Regions from separate parts of the Homo sapiens genome. Here region 2 is linked to region 1. The links are chromatin contacts, found by Hi-C or POLR2A ChIA-PET in ENCODE. All regions are on one chromosome and are shown on one strand. The core of a region is the stretch at or near the end of the contact, and the rest is flanking DNA. Distances in the headings are between cores, read along the strand shown.

Region 1 (5,865 bases), core at 2,286-4,785:
ATTATGGGCCATTGAAACAAGACTTTGAGATGTGCTGGTTGTACTATTTAGTGTAGTAGACTGACAGGTTGTGTTACATTACCTCTTCTTGTTATCAATCTTGCCTTTGATAATACATGCCAAGTATTTTACTTACTACTCTTCAAATTGATTCTATGTCTGAGGATTTGGGGATAAGCAGTGGGTATGTTTGAGTTTGTAGCAAAGAAGAGATACTGGGTGGTTTTGGACAAAATAATTCCCTTGCGTTTTGGATGCTTTCTCAAGTAGTTTTTCTGACTGGTCAAAATTGACACAACAACCATCTGAACAAGTCTTTATGGCCTTCATTTGTTCCCTCATAGTTCCTCATATACCTTTGCTTTTTGTGCAAATTCAGAAGAGCATTATTTACAAGATACCATTATTTGAGCGGTAGCAAGTTCAGGGATGGGGAAGGTTCCGAAGAGCATCGTTCATTTATTCCGAAGATAAAACAAATTATTTCCTCAGGATGCTTCAGTTGGTTGCTGGTCTAGCCTAGGCCTTTCCCTTAGGTCTTATATCTCTAGAATGAAAAGAGAGGGGAGTTATTCCTATTAGGTCAATTTTATAAATTTTTAGGCTTACATTGCCATATGAAAAGATTAAAATTCTCTTATGTCTTAACCGACTCCAGAGTAAATTTAATTCCTTTGGAAATTATACTGATTTTATGTATGTGCATGTGTGTGGTTTGCATTATGATTTTGTGTGATTATAAAGATACGTTTGTGCAAGAGATTCAAACCATAAAGGCATAACCCCCCTCCCGCAAGCCCTCCACCCAGAATCAACTGGCATCATTTTAATGAATGAGCTTCTAGACCCCACCCTCCCCCAGGGTATATATATATAGAGAGAGAGATAGATAACTTTATATAAATAAAATCATACTATAGATGCTGTTTTGCTTTCTGTTACTTTGAGTCATGGGGATCTTTCCATGTCAGTATAGACTGTCTTTTTAAATGGCAGCATAGTATTCCAATGTGAATGTATAATAATTTATTCAACAAACCAGTATTTCCAGGCATCTGTCTTGTTTTTCATTGTACTCTTGTAGGCATTGTGCTGCTGGGAACATCATTTAAACCTAACATTTTCTCACATTTTTTTCATTTTTCTCCATGGGGTACATTTGTAGGTATGGGCTTGCTGAGTCTAGCAGAACGTACATTACAATATTTTATGATGTTGCCAGTTTGTCCCCCAACGTCTGATTGTTATGTAGTCAGATGTATCTTTCTAGGCAGGCTTTCTCCACCCTAAAATTATAAAAGTGTTCACTCATTGGAGTAGCCAGGGTTCTTGGTTGTAAAAACAGAAACTGGGCCGGGCGCGGTGGCTCACGCTTGTAATCCCAGCACTTTCGGAGGCCAAGGCGGGCGGATCACGAGGTCAGGAGATCGAGTCCATCTGGCTAACACGGTGCAACCCCGTCTCTACTAAAAATACAAAAAAAATTAGCCGGGCACGGTGGCGGGTGCCTGTAGTCCCAGCTACTCGGGAGGCTGAGGCAGGAGAATGGCGTGAATCCGGGAGGCGGAGCTTGCATGAGCCGAGATAGCGCCACTGCACTTCGGCCTGGGCAAAAGAGGAGCGAGACTCCGTCTCAAAAAACAAACAAACAAACAAACAAACAAAAACAGAAACTGATTGTGGTCTATTTAAAAAAACAAAAACAAAAATGGTATCCGGTGCTCCTAGCATTGGCAGGAAGACTAGAAATAAGGTGTTAAGGGAGCTGGGTGCCCTGCATCACAGTAAGGCCACATAGCAGGGATAGGCTGGTGAGACCAACCTTCCCCATCCCTGAACTTGCTGCCGCTCAAATAATATCAGGAATATGTTGTTTTCCCACTTTTCTTCATTGGTTTCCCCTGTAGTGTCTTCATTCTTACATGCATTGTTCCCATGTGGTAGTAAAGACAGCAAGAATCCATAGTCTTACCATTTTAGCATCCCAGAAAGAAAGAAGGCACTTCCCAATATTTTGTGTGGAAATCTTGGTGTGGAATCTCATTGGCCTGTCTTGGGATATGTATGCACCTGTGAACCAACCACTGTGGCAAAGGGGATGAAATGCACTGACTGGCCAGGCCTAGGCCATGTGCCCATCCCTGGTGCCGAGAATTAAGTCATCCAGACTGAGAAAAAAGGGAGAGGTGGTTCTCAAAGAAAAGAATGGTGAGGTTGTGAAAGAAGGGGAATAGATGCAACAAGAGAAATAAATATCCCCTGTGATTATGGTATATATTTTTAATATTTGACTGTATTCTTTTAGGGGAACAAAGTGCCATTTTACAATTTATCATTTCAGAAAATTAAACTTTTTATAAAATCTGTTCTTCATTGTACATGGGATTATTAAAATACCAGTAAGGATTTATTAAAATACCAATAAGGAAAGTAAGCTTCATTCTTTATTTTTCAATCAATTATCTTGAATTAAAGAAGGCTGTGGGGCCGGCTGCGGTGGCTCAAGCCTGTAATCCCAGCACTTTGGGAGGCCGAGGTGAGAGAATCACCTGAGATCAGGAGTTCGAGACCAGCCTGGCTGACATAGTGAAACCCCGTCTTTACTAAAAAATATAAAAATTAACCGGGCATGGTGGCCGGTGCCTGTAATCCCAGCTACTCGAGAGGCTGAGGCAGGAGAATCACTTGAACCCGGGAGGCAGAGGTTGCAGTGAGCTGAGATCACGCCATTGCACTCCAGCCTGGGGGATGAGAGAGACTTCGTCTCGAAAGAAAGAAAGAAAGAAAGAAAGAGAGAGAGAGAGAGAGAGAGAGGGAGAGAGAGAGAGAGAGAGAGAGAGAGAGAAAGAAAGAAAGAAAAGCAAGAAAGCTCTAAAGATGAGTAAAGATTTGCTTATTTTTCATTGTATACGTGGAATATGGATTCTTAAATATGCAGGATTCACACATGGTGAGGGTATACATTTTACTAAAGGACTGTATATTAGTGAAATTTGATATAGTATTCTAGACATGTCTAGAGGGATACATAACAGGCATACACTAGGAAAGCCAAAACTAAAACTAAAAAAAAAAAAAAAAAACCTCAATCACATGGCATAAAAAGTCATTGCTGTGTTTTACAAGACAGTCCTGTAGTCATTCAAAACTGTTTCCCCATTTGAGTCACTAGTTACTCAATATATTTTCTCCCATGAATGTCTGTAATATGTATTTTAGCAAACAGAAGAGTATCAAGAAACAATGTAGTGTAGTGAAACAAACATGGGTTTTGAAGTTAGACAAACTTGGGTTTCAATCTGATGTTTGTTTGTTTTTTTGATATGAGATGAGATCTGTATTAGTCCATTCTCAACGCTGCTGATAAAGACATACCTGAGACTGGGTAATTTATAAAGGAAAGAGGCTTAATTGACTCACAGTTCAGCATGGCTGAGGAGGCCTCAGGAAACTTACAATTATGGCGGACGGGATGCAAACTCGTCCTTCTTCACATGGTGGCAGCAAGGAGAAGTGCGAGCAAAGTGGGAAAAACCCCTTATAAAACCATCAGATCTTGTGAGGACTCACTTCGCTATCATGAGAACAGCATGGGGGGACTGCCTCCATCATCTAGTCACCTCCTACGAGGTCCCTCCCCCAGTGCATGGGGATTACAATTTGGATTACAATTCAAGATGAGATTTGTGTGGGGACCCAGAGCGAGACCTTGTCAGGATCTTACTGTGTTGCCTCTCTGGGCTCAAGCGATCCTGGTACTTCAGCCTCCTGAGCAGTTGGAATTTCAGGGGCACACCACTGTGCCTGGCTTCCAGTCTGATCTTAAAGGATATGACCTTGCATATGTCTCCCCATCTGAAACCTACCTCATGAGTTTAAGGATCAAATGATGTTTTTACGTAACAGTAGTAACTATTACCATTATTATAATAATTTGGAGTTATTACTTGAGGGAAAAGTAACATTTTTAAAGAAAATCGGTTGTTCCAATTAGCATATTCAGAGACGGTTGTATGTGTAGGGGAATTATGATACATTTCCAAATGTGTACTGGGATTTTTTTTTTAATATCTGCAGTTTTGGTATAGCTGTGGTAAGTAAGCCTTTGGGGTGAAAAGGTTGATTTACTAGAGATAGGCTGTGATGTGCCAGCTAGTATTACTCTACAGTGTTCAAGGATCTGTGAGAAGCAATACTTCCTGTACATTTTCAGGAGTAGAAAGGAGCAGTGGTGGCCCAAAGTGCCTGGCCGCTGCACAGTGGTCATGCCCCCTAAAAATTGAATGAGTCTGTAGAGTGAGCCCAATCTAGCCCAGGAGTGTTTGAACTCTGGGTCACACTTTAATTTGATTAACACTTTCACTTATTAATGGTCTTGATTTGTCTTGGCACTTTGCAATTAAATGGTCTATACAAAGACTTTCTCCTTTGGACACAGCGTATATTTGTCGTCTAACTACAGAGTTTAGCATCAAATAATTTTATGACAGACCACATTTGGCATGCCTAGTTATTCAGGGAATTTTCAAAGAACCATAGAGGGACTTTTTAGTCACACATCCTCTCTGTTCTTAGTCATCTACTCCTTTTATGGTAGTCATTAGCCAGTATCTCTCAACCTCTTCTACAATGTTTAACAGTTAGTGTACACTCTCTGTAGCACTGGTTTTTTTTGAGCTCTGTGTACTTAATAATGAGACAGTCAGCATATACTTGTGAAAACATAAACTAAATGTTGGTATATTCTCCGCATGGTTTCTTTTTATAGAACCACAGTTGTTAACACACATTAACTACTTCAAAATCACTAATTAAAACATTTTCTCATCTGTATTTTGGGAGTATTATCTTTTCTCCCCTCCAGTTGTACCACTTAAGTATCATTGGTTACATTCAGAATTAAGGGACAAGAGAAATGAAAGACAGTGTGATTTAGAAGTTTTCCTTTAATGCATAGGAAAACAGACGTTTTCATATTCTAGGTAATCAGAAGTACCTTCTACATTTAACTACTTGACCCTAATGACCTGGTCAAATTCCAGTGTTGCACAATTGCATTGTACCTTCCCTAATACCCAGTGAATTTAATTGTTTGGCTACAAACTATTCCCCTTAACTTTTTAGAACCATTTTGTAGGCTGTGCTCTTATAAAGATATATCAAAAGCCGCACTTGTCACCTTTTCTAAAAATGCAAGTCATTTTCACCCCCTCTCCTTCTAATCCTTCTACTTTCTCCCCATATTTATAAACACATTTCCCAAAAAATATTCAATCTTCTTTTTCATGGATCCAAAAGACATTGGACATATGGCTTGAACACAACACTGGGGTAATAATTAATTAAGGTAAGAAAGCAAGGATTTTGGAAAGTGTGGGTTGATGAGTCAGATAATGGTAGGATTTTTCTCCTGATCTCTGGTAAGGTATTACAAAGTTCTCTCCTAATTGTCTTGCAGGCCCCTGACAGCATATCCTGAATTAAACTTGTTCTGTTTTCCCAGCTTACCCTTCTAAATTCTCTATTTCCTGTCACGGCATCTCTCTCCATCCCTTAATCATCTAAACTGGAATCCCAGCTCTCTATTTCACACCCCATATCCAATCCCCTCGGCCCTTAGGGGAGAGCGGGCAATAGATCCTGGCTGCGCTGGTCACCTGTGGGCTCCAGCAGCAAACAGGTGGGTTCATTTCCTGCAGTATGCTGTACAAATGTTTTATTTTTGTATGCCCTGATGTGAAAAGGTTTGGAAAGTATTCAGGATAGAATTTACACTCGTATGAAGGCTGTGCCAGAAATGACCCCAACTGACTTCTGCTTCATCCTCTCCCTCTCTCCTCAAGTACATTTTATGTTATAACCTCA
Region 2 (5,865 bases), core at 1,613-4,112, 94 kb before region 1:
ATTAAGTGTTTAGGTTATTTAAGCTTCCTTTTCTCATCTATATGCAATCCCTGCTACCCACATCCACTACTCCGATAATCAGGCTCCTACTTGCAGTTGCCTATGCCAAGTCTCCAACTGGGCTTTTCATAGGCACAAGTTCAAATCCCAAGGATCTTTCCTCCCAGACTTGCCTCACTACCTCAGATTCTTATCTCAGCCAATGACACCACCATCGGCTGGGCTGCTCAGGTCAGAAACCCAGACATCCTTGATGCCTTTCTCTATTTCTCAAATTCAACCTATCCCTCAACCCTGGCAATTTTACCTCCTAAAATTTCTGATGTCCATTCACTTTCTCCATCTCTACATCAAATGCCAGCCCCAGACACTGTCTTCTCTCGTCTGGATCATGGCAATACTCCACCACTGATCTCCCTACATCCATTCTCAACCCTCTCTAAGCGGTCCCCCCAAGTGTTGCCAGACCATGTCACTCTCTTGCATGGAGTTCTTTAATGGTATGTTGGACACAAACCCTGTGTGCCTTCTCAGATTCCCTTGACTGTGTCCTTTTTTCTCTATTGGCTGGTCTTCCACCTGCACTTCCACTTCCAGGTTTGGATGAAATGCCACACCGCAGGTACAACCAATGAGAGGCTGGGTGATGCACCCTGGAAGGACATGGGAGTTAGCTTCTGTAGAATTAAACATGAACAATGGGCAATGCAAGATGGGAGAATACCAGGCAGATAAATTATTCCTTCCTTTCTACCTGCTAAGAATTGCTCTGAGATATGATTTTCCACATTAACTTTCTGGAGAAGTCCTGTGTGGTTAACAAACACCTGGTAACCAACCCGCTGTGTTTCCTTGCAGCTGGAGCTCATTGTGGTGCAGTAACCAGAGTGATAACACAGCATTGCCTTGCTCCACATCTTTCCTCACTTTACCTCCCTTTTCCTCACCCTCACTGTCCTGGCTTTTGCCTTCCAAGAAAGTGTCACCACTTTGGTCTTTAACTCAGATTTTACTTCTTAGAGGTCCCAGGCAAGACAAATGCTTAGGATAAAGACCATAATATCTATCCAAGCTTTACAGGAACTGATTCCTGTGTACTTCGTTAGCTTCTCTCGTCTCTTACTTACCACTTTCCTGTCTATCTCCAACTACAATAGAGAGTTCTTTTTTCATGCCAAGTCCTCACACGCCTTCCTCTCCACCATCTCCTGGCTTCATCTGGCTAACTCTTTTCCCACCTGATCTCAGTTTCCACATTACTTCCTTCACTTCCTTTGGGAACCTTTCCAGCCCTCTCCCTGCTTTCTCCTCTCCAAGTCTCCTAAGTTAGGACTGTCAGTGCTCTAAGTCATTATTCCAATAGTGCTGGACCCTCCCGCACTGACGGTAAATTCCATGTGAGCAGGGACAGTGTCTGCTTTTGCTCTCCCTGACATCAACAGCACCCAGCAAAGGAGTTTAAAACTCAACAAATGTATCTGAGTTAATGAACCCATGGGGTTCAACCTTATTGTCTTACAGACGGAGAAGCTAAGATCAAAGAGATTAAGAGATTCATTCAAGATCAGACAGTTAGCTAGTGAGTGGTAGAACTCAGTTTTACCTTCTACTTTTTAAATTAAGAATCATTCTTCTCAATTCTGAAAACGACAGATAACAGACAGATCAATGAAACAGAATGGAGAATCCAGAAATAGACTTAAATACCTGCTTCAACATATGAAAAGTGCTCAGCTTCATTCATTTATAATAAAAGAAATGCAAATCAAAAATAGGAAGTGACTTTTTTTTATCTTTCTGACTGGCAAAATTCACAAAATTTGATAATTGCCTCTCTTGATGAGGACACTCAACAGTAAAGTTCCAAATACATAAAAGTAAATTTATGAGTGTTTACGGAGTGTGTAAATTGTTTTCCCTCACGGAGGACAGTCTGGCAATAGCTATTTGATTGCAACAAGTACCAAATCACAAGGGCACATGCTCTCTGCAATTCAACCCAGCAGTTCAACTTTTAGGTACTTATCCTGTAGATGTATTTGCCCAGGTGGGAAGTAGCGAATGTACAAAGTTATTCATTGCGGCGTTATTTGTAACAGCAAAAGATTTAATGTGCATTATTTAAGGACTTAAGTAAATTATGTTATTTTCATACAATGAAATATTATGTAGCTGTTTAAAAAGGCTAATAAGGCAGTTCTATTCTTTTGAATTCCACATTTCTGTAAATGGAATTTTCCATACTCCTATATATGGAATATTTTATACTCTTGTCGTAGGAATATCCCATAGTCCCATGTATTCCATATTTCTATAATAATATGAAACCCTTTCCAAGAGGCATTAGGTGAAAAAAAGCAAGGTACACAGTAGTTATATAATATGCCACAATTTGGGTTAAAAAATGAACAAAAACTCCAAATAAAATCAATTGAATTGTAAACTAAATTCAGTGAGGGCAGTGCCTTTATATAGTTTGTGTTTCTTACATTGCACAGCAAATGCTTCAATTACTGTTAATTAAATGTCTCTATTAATATTTGTTGATTAATTTCAATAAGAAGAAATGTCCTAAGTGATAAGGGAAGTGAGACAAAGGAAAAATACACAAGTAGTCATTGTGTATACTTGTTAGTCATTTGGGTAAAATATTATCAAAGAAGAAAATGTAATCTGACAGTCAGTATGATGGTTTAGGTCATCTGCAGATTTTTTGTTATGCACCATGAATCAGTTAGCCATTCCCATGAGAACTGAAGAGCTCTGCACTCTTGGTTGTATGAACTCCTTTCTACCTCAACTAGAAAGGAACAGATACGCTATAAAGCTTTCCCTGCCAAAAGCTTATTGAGATCAGGTCTCTGTTATTGGTATGTCCTCACTACTGGATTAACCTGATTTCTCACTCATATGCCACATCAGGCAAACCAAATGAAAAGATGCTTATGTATTGGCAGAGAGCTTTGCTCACACTAAAGAAACAGGTATAATTTGATTAAAGCCAGGGTTTTATATTGCTGTCTGTGTGTTCTTTTGGAAGACGTATGACTATATAGCTTAGACCTGGGAAGTAATAACTGTGAAATCTATCTGTTGCCAAAGTAAATATCTGCGTGTTTTCCTGTCAAAATGCTCAGTGTTTGAGCTTGCTGTGCCTCAGTGGGGACGTTACTGCTACAGAGGCACTTATGTTATTTCTTTTCTGGATTTGAAGGCTTTTTTTCTGAATAGTATTTGAGTGTGTCAATACAAAGGTATTTCCTAGTATGACAAAAGCTCAACGATATTTATAATATCAGGAAGCTGTTGTTTTCTTATCCCGAAATCAGTATATTAAAGGCAGAAAGAGTCACTGAAAGCAGGCAATGTACTCTTTACAGAACTAGTCTTGATCCTTTGGCTTCATCTTAGATAGATAGATAGATAGATAGATAGATAGATAGATAGATAGATAGGGTGTTGCTTCAATGTATAGAATAAAGACTACATTTCTTAGCCTCTCTTGCAGCTAGATGTGGTTGTGCATTGGTAGGTAAGTGGTATTGTATGGGTCTTTCAAGGATTAAAGGAAGCTGAATTGCCAAGATGACCCCCCACCCTCTTTTTTATCCATTGGGGCTTGATAGCCTGTATTAGAATGCTGGAGTGATACTGAGATGAATAAGACATGGTCCCTATCCTTGAGACATTTACAATTAAATCATACATATAGAGGTATAGAACTGCCAGAATGCAGAAGATAAAGGAATTAATCCTGAGTAGAGGAAACTCAGAAAGTTCCATTACACATATTATGTAAGCTGGCCTTTAAAGAATGAGTTTAATTCTTTAATTCCAGATTTTATTGAGGACTTACCGTGTTCCAAGAAGGATGTGAAATGCTTTGCAGGTGTTATCTCATTTATTCTATATGGTAATCCTGTGAAGTAGGTAATATTGTTATCCCTTTTTACAGATGAAGGAACTGAGGGGCAGAGAGGTTTAATGACTCGCCTGGATTAGAGAGCTAGTAAGTGGCTGACCTCCCTGAAGTTGAAGCTCATCCACAGGGATCTGCTGCCTATGACTGAAATAGAGAGATGGGGAAAAAAAAAAGCATAAGCCACCTGTTTTGATCATGCAGTCCAGTAGTGGTCAGTGCAGGCAATTCAATCCAAACTGGTTGTTAGGTAGAATGCAGTCATTCCTAGAGTTAGTTAGCATATTTGGCAGAATATCAGTCTTTAAAAAAAGTTTTCTTTTAATCAAAGAGAAAATTAAAAGATTTACACACACAGTTACATATACATAAAAAGGCATACGGTAAAAAAAAAAAAAAAATGCCTAAATTAATTTTATTAAAACCAGGGTTTCTCAAAGCTTATTTGACCACAGAACTCTTTTCTATTTTGTATTATGAAAATTGAGTATAAATAAAACTGGGGAATATAAGAGCATTTTGGACTCATCACCGAGTTTCACCAGCCATCACTAACCATTACTATTCTGTCCTATTTGTTTTATCTATAGTCACTTCTTTTTCCTGAAGTATCTTCAATGAAGTTTCAGACAGCATATGTTATTGTACAGAGTATGCATCTAACAATGGGGCGATCTTCTTACATAAGGTGTCCTTATCACATCCGTCAAGATTGAAATAGTTCCTTAATATAATCTAATACTCAGTTGATATTCAAAGTCCCTGATTTAAAAAGTCAGAGCTTTTTTTTTTCAGTAAAAACCTTTGGAACTATTTGCTGATTCTACTGATTCAATTTTACTACCAAGAGCTGGCACCAACCAATCACGTATTAGAAAAACTTGCAATCATTGGTAGTTATTTTCTAGGTCACTGTTAAAGAGCTAAAGCTCTGCTATCATTTGAATATGTCCCCCAAAGTTCTTGAGTGTTGCAATCTTGATCCCCAATGCAGTGGTGTTGGGAGGTGGGGCCTAGTGGAAGATGTTTGGGTCATGGGGACATTGCCCTTATGAATGGATTAATTTTGTTATCTCAGGAGTGGATTCCTTATACAAGGATGAGTTCCCCACCCTCCTTTGCCCTTCTGCCATGGGATGACATAGCAAGAAGGCCCTCATAAGACACTGGCCCCTCTATCTTGGACTTCCCAGCCCCCAGAACGGTGAGCCAATGAATTTCTGTTCATTATGAATTATCTAGTATGTGGTATTCTGTTCAAGCAGCACAAAACAGACCAAGACAATCCCTCCTAATAATTCAGCTTGAAAAATAAAGGACTAAGTATGTACAATCCTTCAACCTCAAGATTCCCTGTGGCTAGTGAAGAGACTAATAACTGGATTGTATAATCTTTTTTGTTTTCATTTGAATTTCCAAACAGAAACAAAGTAGAATCCTTTTAGCATCCCAAGAATATGTATGCCGAGGAACACATTTTTGGAAGCTTTGATTCAGACAAAATAACCAGTTGAAAGAAAGCTTCACATGGCCATTTTGGTATTTGAAAGCTATATTTGGTATTTGAACTCTGAATATATAGGTTTTTCTTTTTCAAAGTCATCACATTCTAAAAGGAAGAAATCTGTAATCAGTCCTGGTTGTGATTCCTAGTACATGTGTAAATTTACTGCACACACAAACACACAATACTGCAAATCTTAAAACAGACAGAGAAGCATGGTTGTAAATTTAAAATCAGGATAAAACCATCTGAGGCAAGTGACTAGGTTATTCAAGATCTATTTGAAGGAGATTAATCTAAAAGAGATACTTGCAGTATGGATTTGCAATGTGACAAAGTAATAAACCATACAGCACAGCAGCAATTTGGTTTCCCAGTCTATGAGAGCAGCTGAAATAAACACCTCATACCAGTTCATTGCCAACAGTATTTTCTAAATTAA

The links. Hi-C counts contacts between places; a loop is a spot of excess contacts on that map. ChIA-PET counts read pairs that join two places held with the same protein, here RNA polymerase II (POLR2A). Pooled maps may share reads with other maps.
Region 2: a loop to region 1 is called in a pooled map, with 2.0 times the contacts of the local background. The contact joins two enhancer-like sites. A Hi-C loop is called at or near these places in 5 of 50 pooled maps. POLR2A ChIA-PET finds 5 or more read pairs at or near these places in 3 of 52 experiments (OCI-LY7, activated B cell and activated CD4-positive, alpha-beta T cell).

Annotation. Positions count from the first base shown.
Region 1 is chr2:64,697,606-64,703,470 of GRCh38, reverse strand. No RefSeq gene overlaps it. Among named protein-coding and RNA genes, the nearest start is that of SERTAD2, 47 kb to the right of the region's middle. RefSeq lists enhancers at 3,375-3,434, 4,512-4,581. Within about 2 kb of position 3,535, at least 3 of the 41 ENCODE cell types and tissues checked have a DNase peak (open chromatin) inside an H3K27ac peak, as active enhancers do.
Region 2 is chr2:64,790,733-64,796,597 of GRCh38, reverse strand. It overlaps LOC105374776 (a long non-coding RNA gene), which reads right to left. Exons shown (of 3, transcript XR_002959393.2): 3 at 1,726-4,066. Among named protein-coding and RNA genes, the nearest start is that of LINC01800, 70 kb to the left of the region's middle. Within about 2 kb of position 2,862, at least 2 of the 41 ENCODE cell types and tissues checked have a DNase peak (open chromatin) inside an H3K27ac peak, as active enhancers do.